Regions from separate parts of the Mus musculus genome. Here regions 1, 2, 3, 4, 5 and 6 are each linked to region 7. The links are chromatin loops, found by intact Hi-C in ENCODE. Cell type or tissue: heart. All regions are shown on one strand. Region 1 has its middle 21 kb from the start of 4930518C04Rik. Region 2 overlaps Pou4f1 (POU domain, class 4, transcription factor 1). Region 3 overlaps Gm52151 (a long non-coding RNA gene). Region 4 overlaps D130009I18Rik (RIKEN cDNA D130009I18 gene). Region 5 overlaps Gm35197 (a long non-coding RNA gene). Region 6 overlaps Gm41238 (a long non-coding RNA gene). Region 7 holds the start of Gm35197 (a long non-coding RNA gene).

Evidence for each region. A loop is a pair of places that touch in the nucleus more often than their neighbours do. Peaks named below come from ENCODE experiments on the same cell type or tissue, not always from the same donor. Only the 100,000 strongest peaks of a DNase experiment are listed, where the experiment ranks them.
Region 1: a loop joins it to region 7, with 2.4 times the contacts of the local background. A loop is called at or near these places in 2 of 42 quality-filtered maps.
Region 2: a loop joins it to region 7, with 3 times the contacts of the local background. A loop is called at or near these places in 8 of 42 quality-filtered maps.
Region 3: a loop joins it to region 7, with 4 times the contacts of the local background. A loop is called at or near these places in 5 of 42 quality-filtered maps.
Region 4: a loop joins it to region 7, with 9 times the contacts of the local background. A loop is called at or near these places in 21 of 42 quality-filtered maps.
Region 5: it touches region 7 in a loop (4-fold over the local background); 3 of 42 quality-filtered maps call a loop at or near these places.
Region 6: it touches region 7 in a loop (7-fold over the local background); 35 of 42 quality-filtered maps call a loop at or near these places.

What each region holds. Positions count from the first base shown.
Region 1 is chr14:103,917,608-103,921,607 of GRCm38, forward strand. No RefSeq gene overlaps it. Among named protein-coding and RNA genes, the nearest start is that of 4930518C04Rik, 21 kb to the left of the region's middle. In heart, no CTCF peak of the experiment used is centred here; DNase peaks (open chromatin) are centred at 1,934 and 2,764; H3K27ac peaks cover 1,198 bases.
Region 2 is chr14:104,463,375-104,467,374 of GRCm38, forward strand. Pou4f1 (POU domain, class 4, transcription factor 1) reads right to left here. Exons shown (of 3, transcript NM_011143.4): 2 at 2,311-3,497; 3 at 1-1,170. The coding sequence ends at 2,355. Among named protein-coding and RNA genes, the nearest start is that of Pou4f1, 2.6 kb to the right of the region's middle. In heart, no CTCF peak of the experiment used is centred here; no DNase peak of the experiment used is centred here; H3K4me3 peaks cover 1,614 bases; H3K27me3 peaks cover 3,553 bases.
Region 3 is chr14:104,201,244-104,205,243 of GRCm38, forward strand. It overlaps Gm52151 (a long non-coding RNA gene), which reads left to right. Exons shown (of 2, transcript XR_003951238.1): 2 at 1-2,671. Among named protein-coding and RNA genes, the nearest start is that of Gm52151, 12 kb to the left of the region's middle. In heart, a CTCF peak has its summit at 2,210 (motif pointing left); no DNase peak of the experiment used is centred here.
Region 4 is chr14:104,811,947-104,815,946 of GRCm38, forward strand. The region is part of intron 2 of D130009I18Rik (RIKEN cDNA D130009I18 gene); the gene reads left to right. Among named protein-coding and RNA genes, the nearest start is that of Gm24280, 160 kb to the right of the region's middle. In heart, a CTCF peak has its summit at 2,240 (motif pointing left); no DNase peak of the experiment used is centred here; H3K27me3 peaks cover 350 bases.
Region 5 is chr14:103,783,295-103,787,294 of GRCm38, forward strand. The region is part of intron 1 of Gm35197 (a long non-coding RNA gene); the gene reads left to right. Gm35116 (a long non-coding RNA gene) reads left to right here. Exons shown (of 2, transcript XR_874924.1): 2 at 1-1,125. Among named protein-coding and RNA genes, the nearest start is that of Gm35116, 6.4 kb to the left of the region's middle. In heart, no CTCF peak of the experiment used is centred here; a DNase peak (open chromatin) is centred at 2,037.
Region 6 is chr14:104,036,803-104,040,802 of GRCm38, forward strand. Gm41238 (a long non-coding RNA gene) reads left to right here. Exons shown (of 3, transcript XR_874926.1): 2 at 1,959-2,038; 3 at 2,152-2,805. Among named protein-coding and RNA genes, the nearest start is that of Gm41237, 3.9 kb to the left of the region's middle. In heart, a CTCF peak has its summit at 2,237 (motif pointing right); no DNase peak of the experiment used is centred here.
Region 7 is chr14:103,717,414-103,721,413 of GRCm38, forward strand. Gm35197 (a long non-coding RNA gene) reads left to right here and starts at 1,613. Exons shown (of 3, transcript XR_383715.2): 1 at 1,613-1,646. In heart, CTCF peaks have their summits at 252 (motif pointing right), 1,583 (motif pointing right) and 3,473 (motif pointing left); DNase peaks (open chromatin) are centred at 1,648, 1,968 and 3,718; H3K4me3 peaks cover 504 bases; H3K27ac peaks cover 778 bases.

The sequences.
Region 1 (4,000 bases), 200 kb after region 7:
GTTATGCTTCCAGTCAGGAGCCTAGCATAACTGACCTCTGAGAAGTTTTACCTAGCAGCCTCCACCCGGCAGCCTATGGAAACAAACTCAGAGACCCTTAGTTAACAGTAGACTGAAGTTTGGGGGCTTTGTGGAAGAATTGGGAGCAGGAACAAGACAGTAGAGGGAATAGGGACTTCAGAAGAAGACCAATGGAGTCAGCTAACTTGGACCCTTGGTAACTCCCAGACACTGGACCACCAACCAAAGAGCATGCATGAGCTGGACCTAGCCTTATCCCACTTTTGCACACATATGTAGCAGATATGCAGTTTGGTCTTCATGCAGGTCCCACAACAACTGAGGCAGGGGCTGACCCCAAATCTGTTGCGAATCTGTGGATCCTGTTCTAGCTGGGCTGCTGTTTTTGGCCTCAGTGGGAGATGATGTGCCTAGCCTAGCCCTGCAGAAACTTGATGTGCCAGGGCGTGTTGATACCCAGGAAGAGGTTCCCCCTTCCCAGAGAAGAAGGGGAGGGGGCCTGGGGGAGGAGCTATGTCCAGGGAGCTATGATCAGGATGTAAAGTGAATCAATAAATAAAAAAAAACAGTGAAAGTATAAATAATTGGCCATATATATGAAGTTTTAGTCATTGTTCTTAGAAACAGTTTATAAAATCTTTCACTTTTCTGAATAAGCAAGTTTTGGTGCAATAACACATTAGTGGTCACTTTATCAGAATCAGAACTTCTTCATAGATAAGCAGGTTTCAAATTTTATAGTCAATAACAAAAATAGGAAGAAATTCTATGTAATTTTTCTTCTATTAAACTTCTGCCACTGCTCAGTATCAAATTTTAATTCTTAGAAATTATTAATGAGATTTGTTAGGAGGGAGGTCTGAATTATAGATAAGAACAATTGGACATATCTATGTATATACGTGGTAATACACTTATATATAATAGAAGTGTGGAATGTGCGTGCTTATGTGTTCATATAACAGTACAGAGATATGCAAGGCACTTTTCTAAAGTTAGATGCTGAAAGTCAAAAATCATATAAGATCACATCCTTTGAGTTATATATCCTTTGAGTTTTGTAGATTTGAGGTATTAAGTTTAGAAACCTCAGTTAAATTTTGAGGACATTTAAAACAGGTTTATTTTTTGTTTTTGCTAAGTTTCAAAAAGGATGACTTCTACAATATTATAAAGCTGAAATGACTCATTAAAAATAGTGACAAATGAGAAATAAATGAGAAAAATTTAAAATCCAGGTCACTATGAAAGCACATTTGCTTTGAATTGGTGGGAGGGTGTGGTCCTGCCAACTGTCTTTGCTTCCCATGTAGGGTGGATTGTTAGCACATTGTAGCACCACTGAAATGCCTGTGGTTTGCTATTTTGGGAAGATCGTCTTTTACCAGCAGGCCTGATGTTAAAGCACACAACCTCTTGTCTTCCCGGCCTAGACATAAAATCTGTCATGGTTTATAGACTCTGCTGACCAACATTTGTAACTTCTTTTATTACTAGGAAAAGTTCAGGTGTTCTCTCTGGTGTTTTTATTTATTTATTTATTTTCTGCTTGAGGGTCGTTGCCTGAGAATGGACCATAGTCTCTGTCATTGTGATTTCTTTGAATGTTTTTCTCACATTTCTCTCACCTTCACTCATGTGAGTATCACAGAGTACATGGTGCTCCTGATCCGTGGGGTGAGCATTCAGCTTCATACTAAAAAAAAAACCAAAAAACAAAAAACCAGAGCATGTCCTCTCAATAAGAATGAGCCCCAGGGGATGTAGTGACATCAGATGGGTTAGAGCAGACAGAGGGTCCAAGGCACGCTACTCCTTCTTCATGATCACATGTGTGTGGTGAAGGCCTCGATAAAGGTTAGGAAAACATCCTGGCCTGTCTGCTTGCTTCTCACTGGTTTCCTGAGCTGAGATTAGGGATCAGGGTGGGAGCATGGGTGAAATCTCTTCCTGAACATCACGGTTCTACGATTCAGAGGGATCATGACCAGAGGTTCCCACAGCATAGCCATGTAAATAAACAAATAATAAACTAGCCTTGCACCCTGACATTTGGCCACACCCTTGGGTATTGTATCTTGGACTTGCTGTATTCTGTTTTCTCCTCTAAGAGGTAACTGTTTAGAACACTGAACAAATACTTTGTTTTTGCTACATACATTCACAATTTCTGAACTCTGAAATCAGGAAATAAGAACAATGACCATGGCCTTGCCATCCATGGTCCATTGGGACGATGGGCATCTCTTCTTTGTGAATAATCTCAACTTTTTTGATTTTTTGTTTTTGTTTTTCTTGTTTTTTTAATAAACTGCTTCTTTAAGGATTACAGGGTGATACCCTTGTATTTTTAACAGAAGGTGTCTTTTGTGATAAGGTTTTATTTGACTACACTGTTTTAAAGGCTCTGTTACCACAAGAAATTCAGGAAGGGCTTCAAACTAGCCCAAACGTTTGTTCATTCAATTCTGCAACACAGAATAAGTGCTGTTCATATAAGGCAGGCTAGCAACTGCTGTGGGAGTCAGGGCTTTAATTTAGTCTATCATTTAGTTCTGTATTTTGAATTTTAGCCTATTCCAACATTAAAAATGCCTACACCGTTCAGGAAAATAGTGGGACCTTCAGAATCAGACAGATCTCTCCTAACTCCAGGACTGACAGTCATGCAGCTTTGAGCTCACCATTCAACGAGCTCTGGGCTTCTGTAGAGAGGATTGTGAAAGAGTTGCGGTGATCTGTGCAGGAAACAGGAAGGAGCATGAAGGAAACGTCCAGCAAACAATAACCGATCCATGTTTAAGCATCAAGCAAAGACAGACCAGAATCTACCCTTCACAATGAGGGCAGCTAAAGTTCTCTATCTGGGGTGACAAGAGAAGTCACTCCATCTTAAATATAGGCTTATGTTCCAAGGAGAGCTGGCTATGGACAAAGATAAACATGAGCCGTAGATGCAGCAGGAATTTCCATTTTATGACTTTATATCCATTATATAGAAGAGCGGGATCTGCCCCAGACATTCCTGGAAATTTAGAAGTTACTTCTTCCTGTTTCCTTAAATTCTCACTTCCTTTCAGGTGCCTTTCCACACTCACACCTTGGCCACCGGGAGCTTCCTTTTCAGTCTGACACTGAGCCAGAGAAGGAGTGGGGGAGGGGGGAGAGGGGAGGGGGCGGGGCGGGGGGGGGAATGGGACGACTCTGAGCCACTGGATGATCCTGTTCCATTTCTATCACTGGCTACTCTGCAATTCAACAGGGTCTTAAACACACAGGACTTGTTTTAAAATTGATTATTTTATTTATTTACATTTCAAATGTTACTCCCTTTCTAGTTTCTCCTCCGCAAACCCCCATCCCACACCCTGCTTCTATGAGGGTGCTCCCCACCCACCCACCCACTCCTGCCTCACAGGACCAAGGGCCTCCCCTCCCATTGATGCCAGATAAGGCCATCATCCTCTGCTACATATGCAGCTGGAGCCATGGGTTCCTCTATGTGTTTTCCTTGGTTTAGTCCCTGGGAGCTCTGGGGGCAGGAGTCTGTTTAGTTGATATTGTTGTTCTTCCTATGGGGTTACAACCCCCTTCAGCTCCTTCAGTACTTCCCCTAACTCCTCCATTGGGGACCCCATGATTGGTTCAATGGATGGCTGTGAGCGCGTTTGCCTCTGTATTGTTCAGGCTCTGGCAGAGCCTCTCAGGAGACAGCTATATCAGGCTCCTGTCAGCAAGCACTTGGTGTCTACAATAGTGTCTGCATTTGGTGATTGTATATGGGATGGATCCCCAGGTGGGACACTCTCTGGATGGCCTTTCCTTCAGTCTCTGCTCCACAATTTGCCTCTTATTTCATTTAGACAGGAGCAATCACAGGACTTTTTAGAACCAGCAGTATACTTCCTTATGAGGAAGACTTGATGTCCCCTTTTAAAACTTGGCATTATTTTTATTATTATTATTATTATTAAATCAT
Region 2 (4,000 bases), 750 kb after region 7:
CTTGCGTGATTTTAAAGTTTGGTTGAGGCTTTCTGTTTGGTGTGGGTTATTTGTTTTGTTTTGTTGTTTTCTCTCATTTGTTGACCGGCCCTACCAGGACTTGGCTCAATATAAACACAAAAATGCACCCAGATCATAAAACTGCTCTTCTTTCAGTCATGTTTTATTTGGAAGTGGACTGGGACACATCTCCCTGTTGTATGTTGGCGCACAGAAATGGTTCTGATGGGGTGGGGTGGGGGTGGGGGCAATAGAGCGAAGACATAACCAAGGAGAGAGCTCTGCAGACACAACATGGACAGGAGGATCAGTCAGTGAGACATTTCAGGATTAACACTGGCAGTTTGTAACCACTGTGTGTGGGCCTGTGCATGAAAGAAAATATTTACAATAATGTGTTTTCAGTGGAAACAGGCAGTAGACTGTGAAATCACACTATCCACAAAAAAATGGTCTACCAGAAAGCTAGCCCAGTTTAGTGCTCAGTTTCAAATGCATAGAATGTTTTGTGCTGCAAACAATGACATACAACATAATTAAATAAATAACAACGCCTACCCAGAGTGAGACCTAATCACATTTCTTTCTGCACCTTTCGAGCCATGCATGATTTCAGTCTTGTTAAACAGTGCTTCCCCCCTTATCTCTTCCGTTTTCATCTTTAGTTATGGTTAAATGATAGTAACAGACCATCTCCACATGAGATCCAAAGGGGATCTTCTACACAACAAAGCAGGCATTTCACTAAACCACATTTCTCTCTCTCTCTCTTTCTTTCTCAAACTGTCTTTCTCAAAAAATTTTTCCTTAAAATCCGTCAGCAGCTTGGATTATTAGTATGAAATATCACACATGATTTTCTATTTTGGAAACTCATAGTGCAAATTGAAGTTTTTGTGACTCAACATTTATCCCCGGTAATAAATGATCCTTGAATAACAACAACAAGAACAACAACAACAACAGGGAAACACTGTTCCCCTTCCCCCAGGTAAGTGCAGACCTATTTGAAACGAACAAGGTGGGAGGGGCTTTAAATCTTTAAATCTCTTCCTTTCTTCTGGGATTTTAGGTGATTTTTCTTACATGGGACTCCTGCCCCCAAATGAGAGCAGAAACTTCTCAGCTTTTCAACAACTTCACGGTTCTCCAAAGGAGGGAGACAGGGACCTAGAAGAGCGAGATGGGCTGTATTCAGTGGAGAGAAGTGGAAACGGAAGCAAGTTTCTTCCCTAAGATCTCCCACCCTCTCTTAATAAGTGCGATGGCAGAGTTTGAATCCGAACTAAAAAAAAAAAAAAAAAAAAAAACAGAGGGCACTCTAAAGTTCTAGAAGTAGGATGGGGGGGGGGGGACACTGTCAGATAATTTGTTCATGGATCCATGAAGAAAATTATAAAAGTAAAACCCTACTGTAGGTATGGTCATTTAATTATCCCAGAATAAATTCTTTTTTTTTTTCGGAGAACCTAATTTCTGTCTTTTGAGTTCTCATTGCCTCAAGACCTGACCAAGACCACAAGACTGAGGCCATTGGCTCCTGGGAAATGAAGATTCGGTGTGAATGACCAGGCAGCCTCCCCAAGCGCATGTAAGCTAAGCTCCAGATGCTGAGTGGAAGCCAAGCCTGGAGTCTCTTTGGAAGAGAGGAAATAAACCAAAGAGGGTGCAGGTGTGAGACTTTAGAAGGGAAAGTTAAACACAGGACTAGCTTTCTGCCCGGAAGCTCAAGGTGCAGGCTGATAGATTTCCTATGTGACTCACTTGTGCTTGGGAAGTTGGGGCGGTGGTAGTAATGGTACTGCTGCTTTCTCTTCCTTGGGGGTAAACGAGGCTGCAGAATACTGCTCCCAGGAGTTAAGTTCCTAAAGCATCTTTGCCCCCCCCCTTATTTGTCTAGTGTTTTATGTTTTGTTTTTGGTGATGGTTGGTAGTTTTATCTTTGTACATAGTTCCTTGGTCCCCAGATGATTTTGTAAGTGTCTCTGGTCAAGATCCCCAGTTCTTCACCCATCTTTCCCTCCCACCCTGCTCCCCAGAACCATCCTGCTTCTCGAAACCCCCCCAGCTCCAGTCTTTGCGTTTCTCCCCCACCCCCCAGGCCCTGCTCACCTAAACGTCCCCCATTCTCTCCTGCCATCCCAAACTTTCTCCACACCCACACCCCTGTTCTCTAGGCTGGGGGACAGCTAGGGCCGGGTGCAGAGTGGAGCTGAGGGAAGGGCAAGAAAAGGAACTCCCCAAATGCAGGCAGGATAACGGACAGTCTAAATGAGGGGAAGTGGGCCAGAGGGAGCCCCAGAAACGCACCCCTCAGCTCCCCAGTGTGCCCCACCCGGCGTCTCACACCCTCCTCAGTAAGTGGCAGAGAATTTCATCCGCTTCTGCTTCTGTCTCTGGTTGCAAAACCACACCCGCACCACGTTCTTTTTGAGGTCCAGTTTCTCGGCGATGGCGGCGATCTTCTCAGACGAGGGCCGGGGTTGTACGGCAAAATAGGCCTCGAGGGAGCGCTTCTCGGGCGCGGCGATGGAAGTCCGCTTGCGCTTCTTCTCGCCGCCGTTGAAGAGCTCCGGCTTGTTCATTTTCTCACGCTGCGCGCCCTCGGCCTCCTCCAGCCACGCCTGCAGGATGGGCTTGAGCGCGATCATGTTGTTGTGCGAGAGCGTGAGCGACTCGAACCTGCAGATGGTGCTCTGGCTGAGCGAGCCCACGCCCGGGATCTTGAGGTTGGCCAGCGCCGAGCCCACGTCGGCCTGCGTCACGCCCAGCTTGATGCGCCGCTGCTTGAAGCGCTCGGCGAACGCCTCGAGCTCGCGCGGGTCCGTGTCCGAGTCGCAGATGGACGCCAGGCCCGCCGCGCCCACCACCGCCGCCGCGGCCGACGCCGCCGCCACCTGCCCCGCCGCCGCCGCCGCCGCTGCCGCCGCCGCGCCGTGGTGCGCCGCCGCGGCCACGAGCCCGGGATGCGGCAGCCCGGACGGCATGTTCATGGCCGCCGCCGCCGCGGGGTGCGACAGGTGGCCCAGGCCGTGCATGTGCGGGTGCGGATGCGCCGAGCCGCCCAAGAGCCCGCCGCCCGGGCCGCCGCCGCCGCCCCCCGGGCCGCCGCCGCCGCCGCCACCCCCGGGGCCGCCGCCGCCCGGGCCACCGCCGCCCCCCGGTCCGCCTCCGCCCCCGGGGCCGTCGTGGGCGCCGCCGCCGCCTCCCGCCGCGCCTGCGCCCCCTGCGCCGGCCATGAGCGCGAGCGACGGCGACGAGATGTGGTCCAGCAGGTCACCGGGCTCGAGCGCCTGGTGGTGGTGGTGGTGGTGGTGGTGGTGCGCCAGCGGCACGGTGGACGTGGACGTGCAGGGCACGCTATTCATCGTGTGGTACGTGGCGTCCGGCTTGAAAGGGTGGCTCTTGCCCTGGGACACCGCGATGTCCACGGCCGCCAGCGCCTCGGCCCGCGCCAGCAGCGTCTCGTCCAGGCTGGCGAAGAGGTTGCTCTGCAGCTGCAGGCGACACAAACCAAACCAAAAAGAAAAGGAAAGAAAAAAAAAAGAAGAAAGAAAAAGAAAAAAAAAGAAAAAAGGGGGGACAAACACCAAAGAAACCACAAAACAAACACACAAGCAGGAAAGCACGGGCAAAAGGCAAAACACAAAGCGACCAAAATAACAACGGGGGGTGGGAAGAGCAGGGTCAACGGAGGACCGGGGGACGATTTGAGAACATGCCGGGGTGGGGGAAATAGAAGGGGAGAGGCACAGGGCCAGGGAAGGGTAGAAGGGGACGCACACGGAAACACATTCCGGGGAAGACAGTGGGAGACGACAAAAAAGAGCGAAAAGAAGAAGAAAAAGAAGAAATGGAGATGTCACTCGAAGCTAAGGACCCGTGCCACACACCCGAACGAGAAAGCGAGCGAGCGAGCGAGCGAGCGAGCGAGCGAGCAGAGATCGCCTTGTGCAGGCGTAAAATTAACCGACAAAGTGGAGCCAAGTCGACAGCCGCG
Region 3 (4,000 bases), 480 kb after region 7:
AGTGGAGAGCAGGGCTAAGAGGTCTATTTAAGACCCTCACACGTAAGAAACTGTTTAAGTAACTGTAATAAATCATTCATGAGTGAGCAGTAAAACACTGTTTAATCATTAATTAACCATGTATTAACAGTAGAAAATATTAACAATTCATTCTTAATGTACTTGATGACAGCTACAGTATTAAGTGCTATGGATTCATGTAATTGACTATTTAACTTATTTTCTAATTAAGTTTTAATATAGTTGTAATTAAATTATTGGAGTTTTTGCTTCTGTTAACCACCTAAATAATATGATGTTATACATGATGGTTTCAGTCTAATGTTACTTTGTTCATGCTTTGCTTATTGCTAATGTGCCCTTCTACACAGATGTAGGCCCATTTAAATCGTAAAATTTCTCCAAAGGCAATCGAATAGCGATTTAGCCTAATCATTTGTTTAAAGTTGACAATGACTTGACTTGATCAAAGACAAAGCTAGAATTCTTGGATGACTGGTACTCCTAGATTAACTGCCATGTAAATCCTATTCCTGATACAAACTACAACTCAAATATTACTTACGGAAATTCTGCACATTTAACTAAAGCCTCACACTTCTGTTGCACTTGCTAACACACTCATTTTTTTTTAAATAAGGGAACAATATATAAAAAAATGACAACAGATATTTTGCCTCAAAGACAACATCTAACTTAGGCAATGATATCTCATTTTATGTACTTTTGAGTTGAGAGAGAGAGACAGAGACAGAGACAGAGAGGAAAGGGAGAGAGAGAAAAGAGAGGAGAGAGAGACAGAGAGAGACAGAGAGAAAGGACTCAGAATAAACAATTTGTTGCTGTAGAGACTAGGAAAGCAATGTAAATTGTGGCCTTAATATTTTCTTCTTCTAGTTAATATTATAACAATGATTCTTAATAATTACATTTGTAGAAAAACAAAGTGTATTAACTTGTTTATGTGTCAGGAACGTGAGAAGATTGACCATCTGCTGTGGAGCCATAGATCCTAGGATGCATTTTACTGAAATAGAATATTAACATTTTTAATCAAGTGTTTACAGAAAGTAAATATTTCACTTGGCCATTGGAACAGTAAAAGTATTTTCAATCTTCGGTGGCTCTGCATTAGTCACAAAGAGGAGGTAAACATAAACAGGAACAGAAACGAATCTCAGATCCTCGGGTTAACTGGGGTATATTGAATGTAAAGGACTCCTTTTACAGAGCCATCAGTTCACATCACAGAGATATGGCCCTGTGGCCTTTGTCACACTTGTCAATCAATCCCCACCGTTATTCAATCAGGTGGTAAGCAGGGAATCCTAGACCAGAGGGTACAGTTCTGAATACACGGATTTGTCTACCCTAACAAGGCTGCATTTGCTTTAATGACTCTGCCCAGTCACTAACGCTACCCATGCCTCCCACAGGCAACATTTCAGAAGTGTCATAGAGAAAATGTGATTGCTAGGGCTTCCGAAGTTTTCTTTCCTTTCTTTGAAATTAAGTTTCATATATTTCCAAGTGTGAACTGACTGGCTTTTATAGTATAAGCTTTTCAGAGTAGAAGGTGAGCATCAAAAAGCATTGCTTAGAATAACAACAATATTTTGTTGTATGGACAAGACAAATCTATTCTTCACGGCAGGCATAAGGCTATTGACCCAAACCACAGTTCCCAGGCTGAGGATGGGATGGGCAATGCCATGCTGGAGTGGGTGAGGTGTCTTCTCATAGAACAAGAAAGTTGTTGCGATTTTTTTCTGCGGCATCTTTTCAGAGGATGACACAGTTCAGTGCTTGCAATTACTTAAGCTCCATCGTGCTGAATGGAGACAAAGTTACAACTTTTGAGATTACTACTGACAACAGAGCATATTCCTGTCTGTGAGAGAACTTGTTAAGGGACCTATACAAAGTGCTGTGGCTGAGTGTAATTGCAACCATTGGGGTGGGGGAGGATCAGGTCAGAAAGCCTGTCTGGTGGTTTCATACCCAGCTCACACTCACAGGCAGCTATCCTGAACGTAACTAAGTTTTCCTGAATTAAACGGTTACTGTAGGGCTTCAGACATGGCTTAGTCCTTAAGAATATTTACTGATTGTGTGGAAGACACCACGTTGGTTCCCAATATCAACAAGTAAGGTTGCTTACAACCGTCTGTAACTCTGGTTCTAGGAGATCAGATGCCCTCTTCTGGCCACTGCAGGTATCAGATATTCACAGGGTGGACATAAATAAGTCCATTCTGGCCAAACCCTCAAATAAACACAAACATAGAAATTAAAGCAGTTGATATAACAACCCACTTTTTCTGAGCATTAAAGTGGTCCAAAGTTAGAGTGGGATAATAAGACAGAAAAGGAAGTTTTGTCGAACGCTGCTAGTTTAAATGACTTTTACATATTGGGAATACTGACTCAGCAGGGAGAGCAATGAAAAAGGCATTTAGCTTTGGCTGTCTAGCCGCTGGGAAATATTACAGCTGGAATTTTCACTGCAGACTTTCCGTGTGAGTACTGAGCTAACATCCCTGAGGGGGAGCAGAGCCCCAGAGTTTATCCCCGTGTTTACAACCCTGCAGGTCAGCACTGCCCGATGGGAAATCATCCGAGCCACATACGTAAGCGTAATGTCCCCCCCCCCCCTATACATTTTACTTAACGCAAGAGCTCAAAAATATGTAGGCAATTTAAGAACCGATGCTAATAGAATAGACGACGTTTATTTTCAGTTACGCTGCTCAGGTTGGTCACAGTGCTGCCACTCAGGTCACAGAGAGGTGGACCACAATACACAGCTGTGAACGACCAGTTCATGAGGTACTGGAGTCACACATGAAAGATTGTCAAATGAATAACACTTAGGATTGTTTTGAGATCATTACATATATGGAGTTTTAATAAGTCAACTTTTTTTCAAAAATAGTTTTTAAAAATTTAAGATTAAGATATAATTACAAATTTCTCCCTTCCTTCCTCCAAATACTCCCATATTTCCCTCCCCTTCCCCTTCAAATTCATCGCCTCTGTCACACTAATTGCAATTGTGCTTATGTATCATATACCTCTGTATTTCTAAATTTAACCTGTTCAGTTCATATGATGCTACTTGTATGTATGTTTTTTAGGACTGGCCTTTGGCACTGGACAATCAACCATTTGGTGTCTTATTCCCTGTGAAGACCACCTCTCCCATTACCAGCTTTCTTCTCTTTTCTGTAGTCCTTCACATAGGGTTGAGCCTTGTGGGCTTTTCCCAGTCCAGTTTAACATGATTACTGGTACCACCCTGGGTCAGCTCATGTTTGAAAGTCGTGTTGGTGAGCCTTTAATGGGTGTAGCTTTTGATGTTCCTAGGGAACACAATATCACAGCAAACTCACTGATTTTCTGGCTCTTATATTCTTCGCACCACCTCTTCAGTTCCCTGACCCTTAGATGTGAGAGTGTTTTCTAGATGTATCCACTGGGCTCTACAGCTCTGCAGTTTGATTAGTTGTAGTTTTCCACAATGGTCTCTGTCTATGGCAAAGAGACATTTTCTTGATGAGGGACGAATGCTGTATTTATCTGTGGGTATAAGAAAAAAGATTTGTAGATTGTTGTTAGGAATCATGCAAGTTTCCAAAGGAGGGTGGCAATTAACAGTTCTACCCAGATATGCTAACTATAAATCACAGTCATTAACCAGCATGCCACAGTAACCCTGAGGATGTTCTAGTGCACACATACCTTGGTGGTAACTAACAGCTCTCTGACACAAATCTGTTCATCATGAGTGGAACACACCTGGTGCTGCAAACCTAAATAACTACTCACTACTAGTGGAGTCCTAGTGACTGGAAAAGAATCTACAACCTCTAATTTATTACAAAACTTTTTAAATGGTAGTTGGGAATCATCAACATTATCTGAATTTTAGAACAACATGACTTGAATTATTACTTTGTCTTAAAAAGTGTCACCAGCTAATTGTAACTATTTTCCAAAA
Region 4 (4,000 bases), 1.1 Mb after region 7:
CCCTTACAGAAGCCAGCAGCCTTTATCCCTCATTGGAAGGCACCAGGGGCTCTAATTCATGACGAAATAATGTAAATTTTTGAAATATTCTCAGGATGGAGAAACTCTTTTCAGCCATGTATAAACTGGACTTTCATCCTCAGAGGGTTTCTTTGGGTCCAACTCTAAGCTTTGAGAACCACATCACATCGAAGGCTGGCTGGGGTACCTGAAGCCCCAGTATGCCCCTGGGTAACATGCAGGCTTGTGGCCATATGGTGTCCCCAGAGCCCGCTGTCCTCTGATCTATGCCAGAGTAGGCATATGCTAGGATATTTCAGGACCCTGAGGGAAGAGTCAAACTGTCTTAGGGCCAGTGTGAGGTGAAGCTCTCGTTTCTCTTTTTTACAGCAGGAGTGGAGACAGACACAGAGAAAAGGAGAAGAGAGTGTGATTGTTATCAGTCCTAAAGCACAAACAGTCAGGTTAGGACGTGCAAGACAAAACTTATGGGATCCCTGGAGAAAACCGTTCTATTTATTTTAAATAATAAACTTAAAATGCTTTTTTTTTTAAATGAAAAAGGAATCCTCTATCTTTAGCTTTCAGCCACTAGGCTTCTTGAAGGTCTTGGTTTTTACAAACCTTGGAAAAACAAATATCTAGAATGTACTTTATTTGGTGATGTCTTTTCTCGTGTGCTGCTTGTTTGATGGAAATTTAAGTCAGGGGAAGGAGACACTAGGAGGACTGAGTCGTTACTTCTGGAGTCTGCCGTGATGAAAGGCCCCGGACTTCCTTCAGCCTTCCTCATTGGGCTCCATATTGAGTGAGTGACCATTCGGTTCAAATATCTTGAGGACCTTTGTGATCTGAATAAGGGACAAAGGAGCCCAGTCAGAGAGGTTGTCCTTCCCAACAAATGTTCTACCGGACACATTTCGAGAAAGCTGGGAGTAAACCCAGGCTCGGGTAGGCTTTCGGACGGATAGGCAGACAGAACTTATGCCCCAAGTCTGAGTGCCAGGAACAGCTTATAACGAAACCCTTTTTGTTGAGAACAAACAAGCGTGGAAACAGCGAATCACTGGGAAACAGAACTACACCGAGGGGCATCGGAAAACAAGGAGCTGTGTGTTCAGTCTCCCTCCTGAATAAGGAAGAGACACATTCAAAACGGCACAACACACAAGTTGATCTTACTCCTAGTTAGAAGCTGCCTAATTCTAGAAACCTCCCTTCTCAGTTTCAAAAGAGATGGCGACGTTTGCTAACGTGCGCTGGTTGTGACCAAACACTGATCATTGTTCAGCATCACTGACAAAGCTTCTGGTGTCTCTTAAACTCATTTTCACAAAACCCAAGGATAATCTTTCCTTTCTTTGAGTGAAAAAAACAAAACAAAACAAAACCACTCTTAGATTTCATTTTGGTATAGAGAAATGTTATGTAAATCAAGTATTTGCCATATTTGAAATGTTGGCCATTCTTTAAAAATAATACACATGTATATTTTGTTAATTGAAAAAAAAACAACTAAACTTTCCTGGTGAATGGATATAAAGGTAGTTTCTTTTTCATATGATAGTCACATATCACACATATGCAAAACTCAAGTTTTGTAGGCTTGTTTGTAGGCTTTGTTAACCAACTGCTTCTTGCGGGGAAATAATTAGGGTTTTACTCAAATCTTTCTAAGGCATAAAGCAAAATAAGGATGAAGAAAAGAGCTATACACTAGAGGACTTGCCTAGTATGCACAGGCATATCCATAACACCACAAAAAGTTTTTAAAATATCACAAAAACGATTTTTAAATAGTTAGATTTCATTTTGTCTAGATATAAAGGCTCATGCCTGTGATTCGACCATTCAGGACACTACAGGGTCATTGCCACGAGTCGGAGGCCAGTTTGGTCTACAAAATGAGTTACCTAGCCATCTAGGCTGCAGCGTGAGATCTTGTCTCAAAAAACTAGCAAATCAAGTGTGTGTGTGTGTGTGTGTGTGTGTGTGTGTGTGTGGTTGTTGTTTGCACACATGTGCGAGTGTTTAAAAGAACAAAGAGAGCAAATAATAAAAATAAGCAGTTTCCTATTTCCAGACATGGAAAAGATATTGTATGAGTTGTGAACAGTCACAAAAACATAAATAAACATACAGAGTCCAAGAAGCAGTTATCTTTATAAATAAATCTGCTTAGATTCAACATTGCCGCTGACAGTCCTTGGTCAATGTTAAGACCGCGCCACCTTCTGGTCATAATGTGTATGACAAGTGCTCATGTTTACAGACTAGCATTTCTGCTTTATGTAAAACTTATATTGAAGGAAAACAACAAACACGCGACTTGTGCAGTTTCTTCTCCCTGGGGAATGCAGTGCGATGAGAACACAATCCCTAAATGTACTCCAGTGGCTATTGTTCTTGAAAATCCAAGTTTGCTTTTGAGCTCGCTCTTCTGTAATGGTTCACGACAGACCATAAACAGCCAGACAGGGCTGCGAATTTAAGAGCAAGAGGGTTTGGTTGTCTGTCTTTTCCCTAGTTGTTATTCTCTGAACTTCTTAGAGCCTGCGAAATCCTGCTTCAACAAGAGGAGTCAGGCCTCTGCCAGTCAGGGGAGGCAGATGGGGGCTGTGCCATGCCTCTCCAAAGCTACACAATAAAAAACACACAGGCTAATTTCTGAACAACTGTTACCACATTACTGTGGCCAAATGATGACTCTGGGAATTATATTCTGCTTACATTCCTCCATAGTTAGAGTTAGATCGATGATGTCGCTGTGGCCTTCAACGTCCTGGCTATAAATGAAAGGCGAAAATGGAATAGTTTTGATACCAAGCTGGACACCCCAGCTATGGAAGTTTTGGAGATCCTATGACCTGCAATTCCATAATACTTCTTTCATAGTTTGCATTTGAAAAGATAATCACAGAGGAAAGGCCTGTTCCCATGTGTGTAGCTTTGGGATGTGTATATCTTAATCAAAAATGTATCAGAAGCCCTGAAATCTTATACGCATGAATATGTATGAAGACGCAAGTGCGTTGATGGAGTCAGTAAACTTACTTCAGTGTTCTTCAACTTTCTCAGCAGAGATTGTTTAAGATTTCTGGGGCACACAGCCTGGTAACCTGTCTGCTGCCCATGTCTGTGTGCCAGCACTACCCTGTACCTACGCATGTCCAGCCCTAAAACAAAACTGAATGTAGACACCAATGCCCACACAGCACTGCGGTTTTGCTGTAGCCATCAAGAGCTTTTCCTTAACATTCTATTTCACTTTGACCCTGTTGGCCAAAATTCATTTCTCTAATATTAAATTGGCTTCTGAATCTATGACTTAAGGAATAGGGGAGTGGTTAGGGGGAAAGAAAGATACAGGCTAAATTAGAAATACAAAGTCTTTCTCTGCAAAGTCGTCGGCTTTCATTGGCGTTGAGGTTTGCTCTATATAAAATTTGATTATGAAGAATAATGATTTCAAAGGGAAGTTTCAAGAGTACCCAAGAGCCACCAAGATGGCTCTGTGTGTGAAGGTGTCTGGAACTCAGATGGTGGGAGGAGATGGCTGACTCTTTCAAGGTCTCCTCAGACTTCCACACACTCACACACTAAACAAACAAACAAACAAAATGTGAAAACAGTACCCCGAATTTTAATTACTCATCTGGTGAGGTTCTTCTCTGAGGGACAGACAGGAGCGCTTTCTACCTGACAAATGAGCAAGACCCAAATGGACTGAGATGTGAACACATGGGGTAAATTAGAACCACTTAAAAACCAGGTCAAAACCAACTGCAACGCAGACGCCTAGGAAAGGATTCTCCACTAGAGAATCAGGATTACCGATGACAAGGAACAGTCTTCCTTAGTCTTCAGCAAACCTCCACGAGATCAAGATGATGCAAATCTATCAACAAACAGGGACAGGAAAATAATTTCCTAAAGTTAGAAAGTGATAAATGATAAAAATCATTTGTTAACCATCATAAAAACTGGCTTAGGGATAAGT
Region 5 (4,000 bases), 66 kb after region 7:
AACTTACTATTATTCTCTTATCTTCATGAAAGTTTCTCTTTCTTTTAATTTTGTATATGAGAAACTGGATTTGAGGAAAGAAATATTTAGGATTTTTCAAGAATACTTAAAATGTAAAAACAGAGGTTATAATTTCAGTAAGACTTAGGAAAAAATTCCTATGATTTTTTTTTTCAGTCATTTTCCAAAACACTAAGGTAACAAAAACATTTGAATCTGGATCCTACTAGTTGTAATTGTATGAAAATTTCATCCAGTTTATATCGACACTTGTCTTGGCATAACTCTTAAAAATACCTAAATAAATAAGTAAATAAATAAATAAAGGATATTTATTAAAAGAGTAAACCATTTTGTGTATGCATGATACAATTTATATCTGTATATTATGAAATGATTTATCACTAACATTATTTTTTGCCGAGTTTTAGGAGCACAAAATGTTTTGGTATTGAGTCCCATTATTGAGTTTAAATAAAGGAAGCAAAACTGCACAATAACTTTCACACACAACTTTAATTCTGATTGCTTTTCTATGTATAATGTCCACAAACACACAAATTAGCTACCAGTTGGAATTTTAAATGAGAAGATGCATCTTTTGGTGACATTACTATTCTGAAATTACACTTCCTGAGAAACATTTGCTTCTCTATCTGCCAGTCATTTACGCCAAGAATCTTCCCTGATGGACAAGTGAACCCCTAATATGATGCGCTTTATTCATGGATATGAACAAAACCCAAGGAGCTCAATCCTTCTCTGCTCCCCACTCAAGTGGATTCTTCTTGTACAGACTCTCTTCTCCATCATTCCATCACTTCCACAAGTACCGCCATCTTCTTTCTCCAGATCTCCCCATGGACATGATGCACCTGGGTCCTCAGTAGCTGTGGGGTAGGACTTTATCCCAAACTAGGTTGTACTGACTCTATATTCTGTATTTTTATCTAGGATGCCATGGTGGAAGGACCAGAAAGCTTATGAGCCTGACCATCTCTATCGGGAGGTTTCCTTGATGGTGTTCTTCATTCCTGTTCTTTTTGACCCTGGAGTCTAAGTTTACTCACCATATTGTGAACTCCCCACTATGCATCCAATAAGAATTTTCTGGTTTTTGTTTAATTTAGCTGGAATCAGTTACTGCTGCTCCTAAAACCTGGCTCCGCAGACAATCAATTCTATAGTACTCCCTCCTACTTCCCCCTACTTCCTCTCTGCTTCCTCCCTACTTCTTTCCCTTTTTGCTCTTTTTTCTCCTTTCTGCCTTCTCTCTTTTCTTATTGTCTCATACTTTTATTGCCCGTGCTTAGAGGTTTTGAAGGATGAATGAAAAATGAAAAGGCGAATGCAAAAAATAGAAAAAAAAAAAAGAAAATATTTGAAAGATGTTTAATCCCAACTGCTTTATTTATTTTTCTTTTCAACTAAAATGGAAGGATCCCTGGCCGTATATTTTAGACCATTCCAAGTCTTATGGGAATGCAGTAAAATATGATTATTAGTAGCAAAACAAAACAATACAAAAAGCAAAGCAAGTTGATCCCCTCTCCAAATTATTCAGCAAACCCAACATTTTCATAATGTTGGTCTTTCAAACATGTTCATGGCTCATGGCTTGTCTAAACTAATTAGACAGTTTGATGGATACAATATTTATTTTCAAAGGATCACGCCAGATCTTCTTATAAAAGTAATTAACAAAGTTATTTTTGGAAGTTAATGTTTCTCTGTAGCAAGCTGGGAGAATTTAAGTTTTAATGTCCAGAGATGGTGTCACTAAAGGTGCATTTAAATATTTAGCCAAAAATTAGAGGGCCTGAAGTTACAAAGTTTACTTGAAAGAGAAATGAGTCACATCACCAGGAGTTTATCTCTTAGACTTGCTTGCTTGCATGGTCACCAGAAGTCTGTTTTGTTCTTGGTTCCCTCCTTAAGACATTCAACAGCTGTTGCTTCCCCTAAACCGTAAACTCCCTCTTCCTGTACTACCCAGGCTGCTATAGGCACAGACAGTCCGGAAATGTGAGACACTTTGGTAAATAACAGAAGTTAGCAGTGATAGGAATAAACTGTAGATCCTTTTAGGAACCAGAGCAGGGTCCTCTTACATCAGCACAGCAGATTCAGGTAAGCCTCAGCATAAGCCACTTACGGAGCAAAGAACTCGGCCCACCTACGTCATTTCTATGAGCATAATCGTAGCAGACACGTACAGCTGACTTCTATCTCAATCTGCCAAACTGTTTTTTCATCTGTCAGCAAACTATCTCCACTTTAATTAAGAATGCATTGATTTTTGTCTTTTTTATTGTTCATAAAGCATTCAGTCTATTTGCACTTTATTTACCTTTTAAAATTTATTTGTTTATTTTTGTGAGCATTGTTATTTTACCTTCGTGGTATGTCTGTGCATCACATGATGCATGTTTGGTTCCCCTGAAGGACAGAACAGGCTTCAGAGCCTCTGGAGCTGGAGTTACAGACTGTTATGAGCTGGAATGTGGGTCCTGGGAATCATACCCAGGTCCCGTGAGAGAGCAGCCAGTGCTCTTGACCACAGAGACACCTCTCTAGCTCCCTGTACCTCTTTTAATACCTAATATGTTACTTGATCCTGTTTTAATGTTTTGGGCTTTATAAAAATAGATAAAGTATTTGTGCCAATTAATAAGTTTAATAAAAAAGTTAGATCCAATCTTGCATTTCAGATAATTCTTATACCTCCTGAGACATAAAAAAATCTTCCTTTATATACAAAAATAATCATTGGACTTTTACAAGTATTGTGCCAGAAATAGCAGGAAGGGTTTATCACTTCAGTTTTAAAATAGTAAGACGAGCTTAAAGCAAAGCAAACTGTTCTGAGAATTTAGTGGATTTAGAATAGTAAAAATTTTCCAATAATAAAAAATTTCAATGCACACAAAATTTTGGGGCAGTCAAAATTTGGTTTTGAGATTAAACCATTGAAGAATCAGGAAATCAAGTGAACGGATTCAGGACCATTTTTCAGAAGTGACTGCAGGTGGAGTTGGACAATCTCTACTGAGCAGGTGTGAAGCTCAAAGCTTTAGCGAGATCTCAGACCTGGCATAGGCACTGCTCTTTCTCCTATTAGACCAGATAGCCCTGACTGACACTGGGAGGGATGGAGGGACGCTTACTTGAGGCCATGGGAAGTTCGCACTACAGTGACTAATAAAACTGTGAAAGCTCTTCACCTTTTTCATATTTCATGTCTTTTCCTATAAAATCATATGTGCAAATATGGATTAGGAAACTAGGTTTTCTCCTTAATATTATACTGAAAGTAATATTTTCCTTCCTCCCAACCTAAAGAAATGTACAGAAAATGTTGAGTATACACAATATACCCCATTGGATTATTTGTTATTTTATTATCTTTAAGCAAATTAAAAACACAATTTTTTTTACAAATTTGTAAAAGTGACCGTAAGTAGATAATTTTGTCCATAGAATACAGATGAATTTTATCAAATTCTCTCTATTGTAAATATAAACGAAACATGAATACATTTGTACACTCATGTAGTTATTCCTGTTATTTTTGTAAAGTATGGGGAGCTTACCAGAGATGACCACTCAGACACAGAGTTTCAGCCTACTGGAAGTCTCTATTCCAGCTGTTTCGGATTACACGCAGGTGTTTGGGGATCCAGGTGTGGCCCTGTGCATCCAGAGCATGGGGTATTTTAACATAAACCCACACTCTGGCATCTTGTTTGGCCATCGCGGGGGAGTTTCACAGAAGCAAGCTACTGGTTTAACAGAACCAGAGATAAGTTAATTTGGGCATCTTGATTTTGGATTCCTAAAGCAGAGCTGGGTAATGTTCCATGGGATTCTCCATCAAGAGGATCAAATTCTACTTAAACCTGAAATGGACTCAGCACGAATACAAGATGGCAGAGCCTCTGTCACAACAGTGTATGGGCATTCCAAAATTTTTTGAGCAAGTCTTATTATTGTCATAACC
Region 6 (4,000 bases), 320 kb after region 7:
GAAACAGATGGCTGTGAGCGTTTTCTTAAGTAGAAGGGCAGATGGAACAGGACTCAGGGACCAACTTTCCATGCTTTGAAGGGTTTGAATGACAGGACAGGACTTTTTTTTTTCTTTCTTTCTCTAATTGGTAGCATCACTGGGTCAAAGAAGAGGGAACTCGAGGTCAACCATGTGAAGTACTGGTGAACAGAATTCCAGCAACAGAGCAGACTGAACACCATGAAAAACAGTCCTACTCTCATACAGGAGGCACTGTGTAAAACATCATATTATTCTAGGACAGACCAGGAAGACAAATTAGAAACAGGAAACTTCCTAGGTACAGAGAGTCAGGGGCTATGACCACAGGCAGAGCATAGACCCACAACACAGAGCTTTGACTACAGAGACATTGACAATCAAATATAGGCTCAGGAAGAAGAGGAAAGGCATATAGCCTGCCCTACAGTACAGTTGGGAGCCTAGAGGATCTGCGTCTTTCTTAAAGGACAGCCCTGGGAAAAGGTACGAGACCTTATCTCCAGATAAATCAATAACCCTCCCAAGAGAAATCAGGACTTCAAGTCTGAATTTATGCCTACTGTGTAGGATTCACAAATAGAAATGAATGAAAGGAATATCGGAGTCTCAGCCAGTAAGATCTCTGGAGGATTCTGTGAGGACAAATCTAGGAACTCTTCAATCATATAGCATATAGCATGCATCAGACCTCTTCAGAGGGTACGTATAATAAATAAAGCATAAACCGTGAGAGCTCATGAGAGGTTGGCACGGGACAGGAGAGGTTAGTCAAAACAACAACCAACCAACCAAACAAAAAACCCAAGCCCACAAATTTCAAGTAGGCAGGGCATTAAGTTCAGAAGGTCTATCATTAACATTGAAAAGGGTACTTAAAAGCTAAGTACTTCATGCTTTAAATTTGAGATTACACATATCCTCACCATAAGGATCCGAGACAAGGCACAAATCAACTTACTTAGTTATTCAATGTATACATACTTCAAGACAGTATGTTTTGTATTTTGAACCATTTTTTAAAAAGCGATAAAAGGTATGCTTTTAATAAACTTGCAAGTTACCGGAGGCAATGGTAAACATAAGGAAAGAAAGCGCAAAATAAGAACTGACTCAAGGACGAGAAAATCAAAAGGTTTTAATGATGTAAATGTGTGTGAGCATGCACAAGCCCACCGCATGCGGAAACGGGATTATTTTCTACTTTATACTTTCTTCCAGCTCATTAAAATTTAACAAATAACACATTTTATAGGAAACTATGTGTGATGAAGGTTCTTATTTTCTGCATTTTGTATACTGACTTTCGGGAAACTTTTCAGGTTGGTCTCTGTTGAAAAGCAGGGCAAGTGTGCGCATTCCTCCGAGTATTAGGGGCTCATCTAGAACGTTGTAGACAATTCTAATTTTGTTTTTTATTTGTAACAAGTCTTAATTTTGATCTTCACCTGAGCCTTCCATTTCTGCTTTTCTTTCTGCTCATTACTCTAGACGTACTTTGGCAATCATGGGAAGAGACAAGGAAATTATGGGAATAACAGTTTTTGCACTCAACACCCCACTTCCAAACCCTATATATTGTTTCTCTGACAAAGAATGAAGCAATTTGAATTATAAGATATTTTTGTTAGTTTAATACAGTATCCTCATGTACGGTATAAGGTGACTTAGTATCACAGCTTGCAAAGAGGGGGACGTTACATTAGAAATCATATGTCTTCCTTGGGTCTTTGCAGGAGCACAAATAACCTTTTTCTTAAAAAATAAAATCAACTTAGAGTCTGGGGTTGGGGCAGAGCACACTCAGCTCTCAGAAAAGGGAGGGGGCACAGCTAACAAGGAGCTGCCTTCAAAGATGGTTGAAACCCAGGGGGATTTTCATCATAGGATTTTGGCTCTGGAAGGTCTTTGAAGATTTTTGGATTTTCACTTAACAGGTGGTCCTGCGCCTGCTGCTCTCTCTGCTGATCTGAAGCCACACAGCCCAGCATGGCTCCCACTGCTTGACTTTCTGGAGGTAAGGCCCCAGGAACTGCTCCTTCCCATTTTTTTTATTTATATCCAATAATGACTTTTCTTATGAGAGGCTTACAATCTCCCTTCTCCTTTTCCCCACCCACTACCAACCAGCACTCCAGGGTTTGAGCATCAATACCTGCCCCTCAATTAGATCAGAGAAAACCTGAAAGATCGCATAGCGGGAGTGCAAGGTGTCCACTAGATGGCAGAATTGATCAAGCTGAATCGTGCGCCGCGCAGCGAGACTGTGAACTCTGAGTACAGAATCCAGATGGAGGGATAGACAGCCCTCTAAAGCTGACATCTCCACGTTTTCCCCAGTGTGAGTCTTGAGCGGCCCAAGGGTGCTCTGAAATGCTCCGGGCCGCACCATTGTTACAGTCCATAGAGGTGACACTTTAGGGAGTGACGTTATGGTGTCTGACAGCCTGTTACATAGTGTGATGCTGTCACTGGAGGCTAGAGACTCCTCCAAAGGTCCTAGTTCAGGAAATCCTGACTTACAAAGTTCAGGTTGTCCATCCATACAGAAAGTCAGGCACACTCTTTATGATGTCCCACGAGGAATACTGGCAGTATCACTCATTTAGAAAAATATTATCTACCAACTCTCAATTCTCCATTGTTGCAAACTGGTCCCGTTGTGGTCCCAGTAATGGATTTATACAGCTAAGTAATTTATTGTGCCATTCTCATTGAACATCTTTACAGAATACTTCAAGATTGAAATAAATACCATGAAAAAAAAAACAAAGAATTTTGTATTTCAAAGGCTCTGCACTTTTATTCACCTAGTTTAACATTTATCTGATTTATTTCATGCAGCAACTCAATGTTTCAACGGTATTGTGCTGTTTAGAACACACACATAGTATGTCTTGAACAATATCCTTTGTAAGACCAACTGGGATCCCCATGACTATGCTTGCTCTCAGGAACATGCCTAAATTACTTTATTTCAACATTGCACAATACACAGCAAGCACCAAGATGCTGGTACCAATTCTATTTGTTAGCAAAGGAGCCCAGGCTCAAAACAGTTAGCAGACTGAAGCAGATCGCAGTAACTATGAAGTTTAATAGGAAGCCTCTTCAATCTTACACTTGAAGTTTCTTAACGAACAACATGGTTTTATTTCCCTAGTTGAATGTGAACATTATAAACACCGAACCTATATTTGCATATAGTTGCATATAGGGCCACTTGTATATTCTTGTATCCTGTGAGTAAACTATCTACAAATGAACTAAAAATGAGCAAGCCAAATACAGGATGAGTTACACAGTAATTAATTGTGATTACAACAGAACTCATTTTTCCCAGGCAAGCAGGATGAGACCATCTTCTATACGATACTGAAGGATGAGGCCAAAATGAATGGACCCGCTGTCTTTTACATTTGCGGCCATATCAGCTGTTGCTCTTATTGTTTCTGTCTGTGGCGACAGAGCATGTGGTACTGAGTGATAGCATCACTTTAGATCTTATAATATGCTTGTCCTAATGACGACCCAGCAGCTAAAAACGCTGTCTCTGTTCTTTCCCTTTAAGTCATTACAGACTCAGAGAACAGTGTCAAAGGATATGAGACAGTCCCATAAATGCTTCTTTATCCAGATTTCTCTTGTCACGTAAAATGGCACACTGGTCAAAGAATATTAGCTATACTGCTAATCCCATGCTTCATTTAGAGCTACAGAGTTTTCCACTGGCACCCTTCTCTGTTCTGGATGTAGTGTGGGACCTGATGACAGGTGAGACCCGATGATTGGTACCCTTCCTTTCTCCTTGAGTCTCACTAGTGCTGAAAAATGTGGAGGTAGAACCGTTCTCCTCACTGTCCATTCGCTTTGACATCAGCAACTCTAAAACCCAGGGGTCTCATGCAGAACCCACTGATGTGGAGCAAAGTAGGAACTCAGTGTGTGGAGTACTAGGTCTGAGCTCTTCACATGGGCT
Region 7 (4,000 bases):
CTCACAGATTTAACCCTGCTTGCAATGGTCTTTTTCAGTTTATAGGCAAGGAAAGATTTTTAGGTGTGGAAACTGTGGCTTTCAAAGCCTGAAAATAGTCCCTAATGTTACTTTACAGAAAGTGCTGGTCAATCTCTGATTTAAATGATTTTTATCACAATAATCCCCAAGTCTCTGGTTCAAAACAACACCTTGTCCTTTGACTTGTACTTGTGATAAAGTGTGGCCCTGCATCACTTTGTTAAACCAATAGGGGGCGCCAGAGTTCAAGGCAGAAATTTAGGGGGCTAACTTCGTGGTGCTTCCCCAATAAAGCACCAGCCTGTTATAGGACCTCGCTCCCCAGAAAAGGAGATGGTGACAGACAGCACTCTATGTCTGGGGAGGAAAGAAAGCCGGGATCCTGGTGCCCACATCCTTTACAATGCTTCACATCCTCCCTCCATTTTCCTAGGATAATCGGGGTTGGATCCAAACATTCATTAATGAGATTTATTTCCTCACACTAGAACGTATAGCATGCGAGTTAATCAAAACAAATTCTCCAAGGCCATCACTTATTTATCATTCTGTGTGGTTCTATAAAAGACCTCCCCTCATGTAAAAAATCAGGCAATCTCTTCATCTCATTGTAATGAGCATTTCATGGAGTTGTGCAACAGCCAGCAAAATAGTTACAGTAGCTTAAGTTTTAAATGACATCCAGACTAGACAGACCATTTCGGAAAGATGGTTCAGGGGTTACAGATGAGGACCACTTCTGCCGAGGATTAGAGTTTGGTCCCGACACAGATATGGAATGGCTCACAACACCTTAGTCCACCAAACAGCCAGACAGGCTAAACTGAATTAGCCTGTTACAAAGCCAACACTAGGACGTCTGGGTGGCTGCTTTGGTTTTAATAACCAAGGTCTTTTAAGATCCAAGCACAGAGACTTGTTTTGCTAATTCTGTTTAGCCGGGAAGGGTTGGGGCTAGTGGTATCTTGTCCTGTGGCTTCAAGTGTCTTTCTGGAGAGATTTAGGCTACTTTAAGAACTAACTCAAATCAGATAAGTGGCTTGAAACCAGGAGTCATGAATTCTATCAGATGCACGGTTTATCGAAATGACACAAACTGCTCAGTAGGAGGCAGTAACTGTGCCCCACAGTCTTAAGGTTCCCCTGCCACACTTCATTTGCTAATGGTCAAGTTAACAGAGAGGTCACCTGACATTTCCTGATTAAATGGTTCAGATTATTCAATCGTACACCGTCTGTAGTTTACAATGACCATTTTTATTTGCTGGAGACTTCAAAGGACCCTAGTAATCCTGTTTAATTTTTTTCTTAATATTTCCTTTCTATTTCTGTATCATTTCTGTTAAAAGCCGATCATGATCCACAATTTGGAAAATAGTTTCAGGGGACAATTATTTTATGAATGATAAATCTGGGTACATTTATTCCTAAGCAATCATAAAATTATGTTTTGTGAAAATGACTGTTTCTGGATGGATTCGTAGGGATTTTATTGTAGGTACACATGGATAACGAGCAGTGCGATACACAGCAGTTTACTTACCACACTACCAGGACAGTCCACAGGAGGGCAGCATCTACCCAAGGTATAGGACTTAAGTCACACTTTCTGAGCGGAAATTCTGGTAAGTGTATTAATTACTCTATAGCGTCCTAGGACGAGCAGAAAGTGGCTTACACTTGGCAGTGGAGAACCAATCTTTTCAAACCTGAAGAACTCTGATGGTTTTGTTTAATCCAAGGTATGCAGTCAAGTACTTGCTTTGTTCGTGGCTTCTTTCTTCCCTTTTACATTTGTCCTCTCTGCCTGCTCCTGCTTAGGGAATCCAGGCCTTAATGACTGAGTCCTGAGGATATGAACACAGCCATGAACACACTGCCCTGACTCCGAGTCATTGCAAACACTGCGCATATCTGTGCTGACTGATGCTGGCTCCCCGAGCCCCATTGCCATGCCTGCTGACTGGGGCTTTGTGCTGTGCGGGCTGCCTTGGTCTGTGAGCAGCCATGACCCTCGTGACCAGTGTCGATGAGGAAGTGCTGCCCCTCAGAGGAGCTGTGATCTGAAGGCTTTGCCTTCCCGGTGCTTGGAGAAGCTCTTCCTAACACAGTAGAATGTCCTTACACTCTCCAGCCACGTCAGCTTAAATCTACGATGACTGTAGGAAGGAAAAATACTATTTTGAATTTCTTTCTTTCCTATTATTGTAGACACAGCACTGTCTCACCTGAAGATCACAGGCTGAGTTAACATCGCCCTGTGATTCACTCCGCAGGAAATAGGCAAAGGATCCAGTCAGTCTTGTCAGATTTGAAACAAATTTCCTGCCCTTTGTTTTATTTGGGTGTCTATTGTCACAGGTTGGAACGTTGGCCCTAAGTGTATATTTGTTACAAGGGCTTTTTTTTTTTTTTTTTTTTTTTTTTTTTTTTTTTTTGGGTGCTGCTGGTTTAATGAAATCATGTCCGTACAATTTTGAAGATCCAAGGTGTATCTGGTCTATTACTTATGAGAATATTATGTTATTTCTTTTCTCTCCATTTTATTGGTTATTTTATTTATTGATATTTCACATGTTATCCCCCTTCCTAGTTTCCCCTCTGGAAACCCCCTATTCCTTCCCCCTACCTCTATGAGGGTGCTCCCCCACCCACCCACCCACCCTGCCTCACTGCCTTAGCATTCCCCTACCCTGGATCATCAGGCCTCCACAGGACCAATGGCCTCCCCTCCCAGTGATGCCCGATAAGGTCATCCTCTGCTACGTATGCAGCTGGAGTCATGGGTCCTACCCCCACCTCCATGTGTACTCTCTGGTTGGTGGTTTAGTCCCTGGGAGCTCTGGCAGGTCTGGTTAGTTGATATTTCTCTTTATCAGTATGCTACACAGCGTTTCCAGCCTTCTCTTGTTCTCGATCCTCTGTGCGTGTCCTTGCTCTGATTGACTGCTCCGACAACTCTCTCTAAGCCTCCCTTCAGTGCTCTGGTAGTCACTGATGAGACTGCTTGGGCAGCCTGGCCTGTCTGAACTGTTGCACAGTGTTGTACATCACCTCAGTATGTGGAGGACTGTGCTAAGATCTGTGCTGAGGTGTGTGTCCTCCTAAGACCTGTCGTGCTGCCTGGCTGCAGGAGACACACAACACTTTTTGGATAAACTGAACCAACCACCGGTCTCTGCTGATGCTGTTAATCATCTGGAGGCACAGAGGACGGGTTAGTGACAAGCTTTAAGCCTGGCATCTTTTTTTTTTTTTTTTTTTTTTTTTGCTGGAGGCAGGACTCCTAGACGGGTCCAGTCTGTCTGCAGGCTGCTTTGTAGAAGAAGGTGTAAACTCACAAAGGTGGAGGAAGGCGGGTCTGCTGTGAGCCATGGCAAGGCCAGGGCTATGTGAAAGAGAATAGCCTCAAGCTCTGCAGGAGAATGAGAGCAGCGCCCTCATGTGGCCAAACTCGAATAACATCTTAGAGCCACAAGTCTTGTTCCAGATTTTACTTCAAGATACAGGCTGCTTCTCTGCCCCTCCCCCCAAATTATAAAATTTTAATATTTTGTTTTAAAAAGTTATTTCATCCTCCTTCCAATGTCCAATAGGCTTCCAGGCAGTGATCGCTCACAGCTGCTCAGAGACTGGAATAACGCAGTGGGACCCACTGTCACCACCTTTCCCAGAAGTGACCGGGGCCACTGGGTTGCTGTGGCGCAGTGTCTGATCATCCCCAGGGACCCAGGGACCACACTGTCATTTCAGTGCGTGTACAGGAAATGGTTGCGTATTTGAGGGCCAGACTAGGGCCAGGGAGTGTGACACAAGGTTCAGCATTGCAAGTCGCAGCTGCATCTGTTTGAAGACACAGTGTGAAGGTGACATGGGGGAAATGCATCTCTAAGGCTCGGGAACAAGCCATACTCTAGAATTTGACGAATTGGTTTGATTTGGTACACATATCTTTACTGTGCATCATGAGATGACAAAT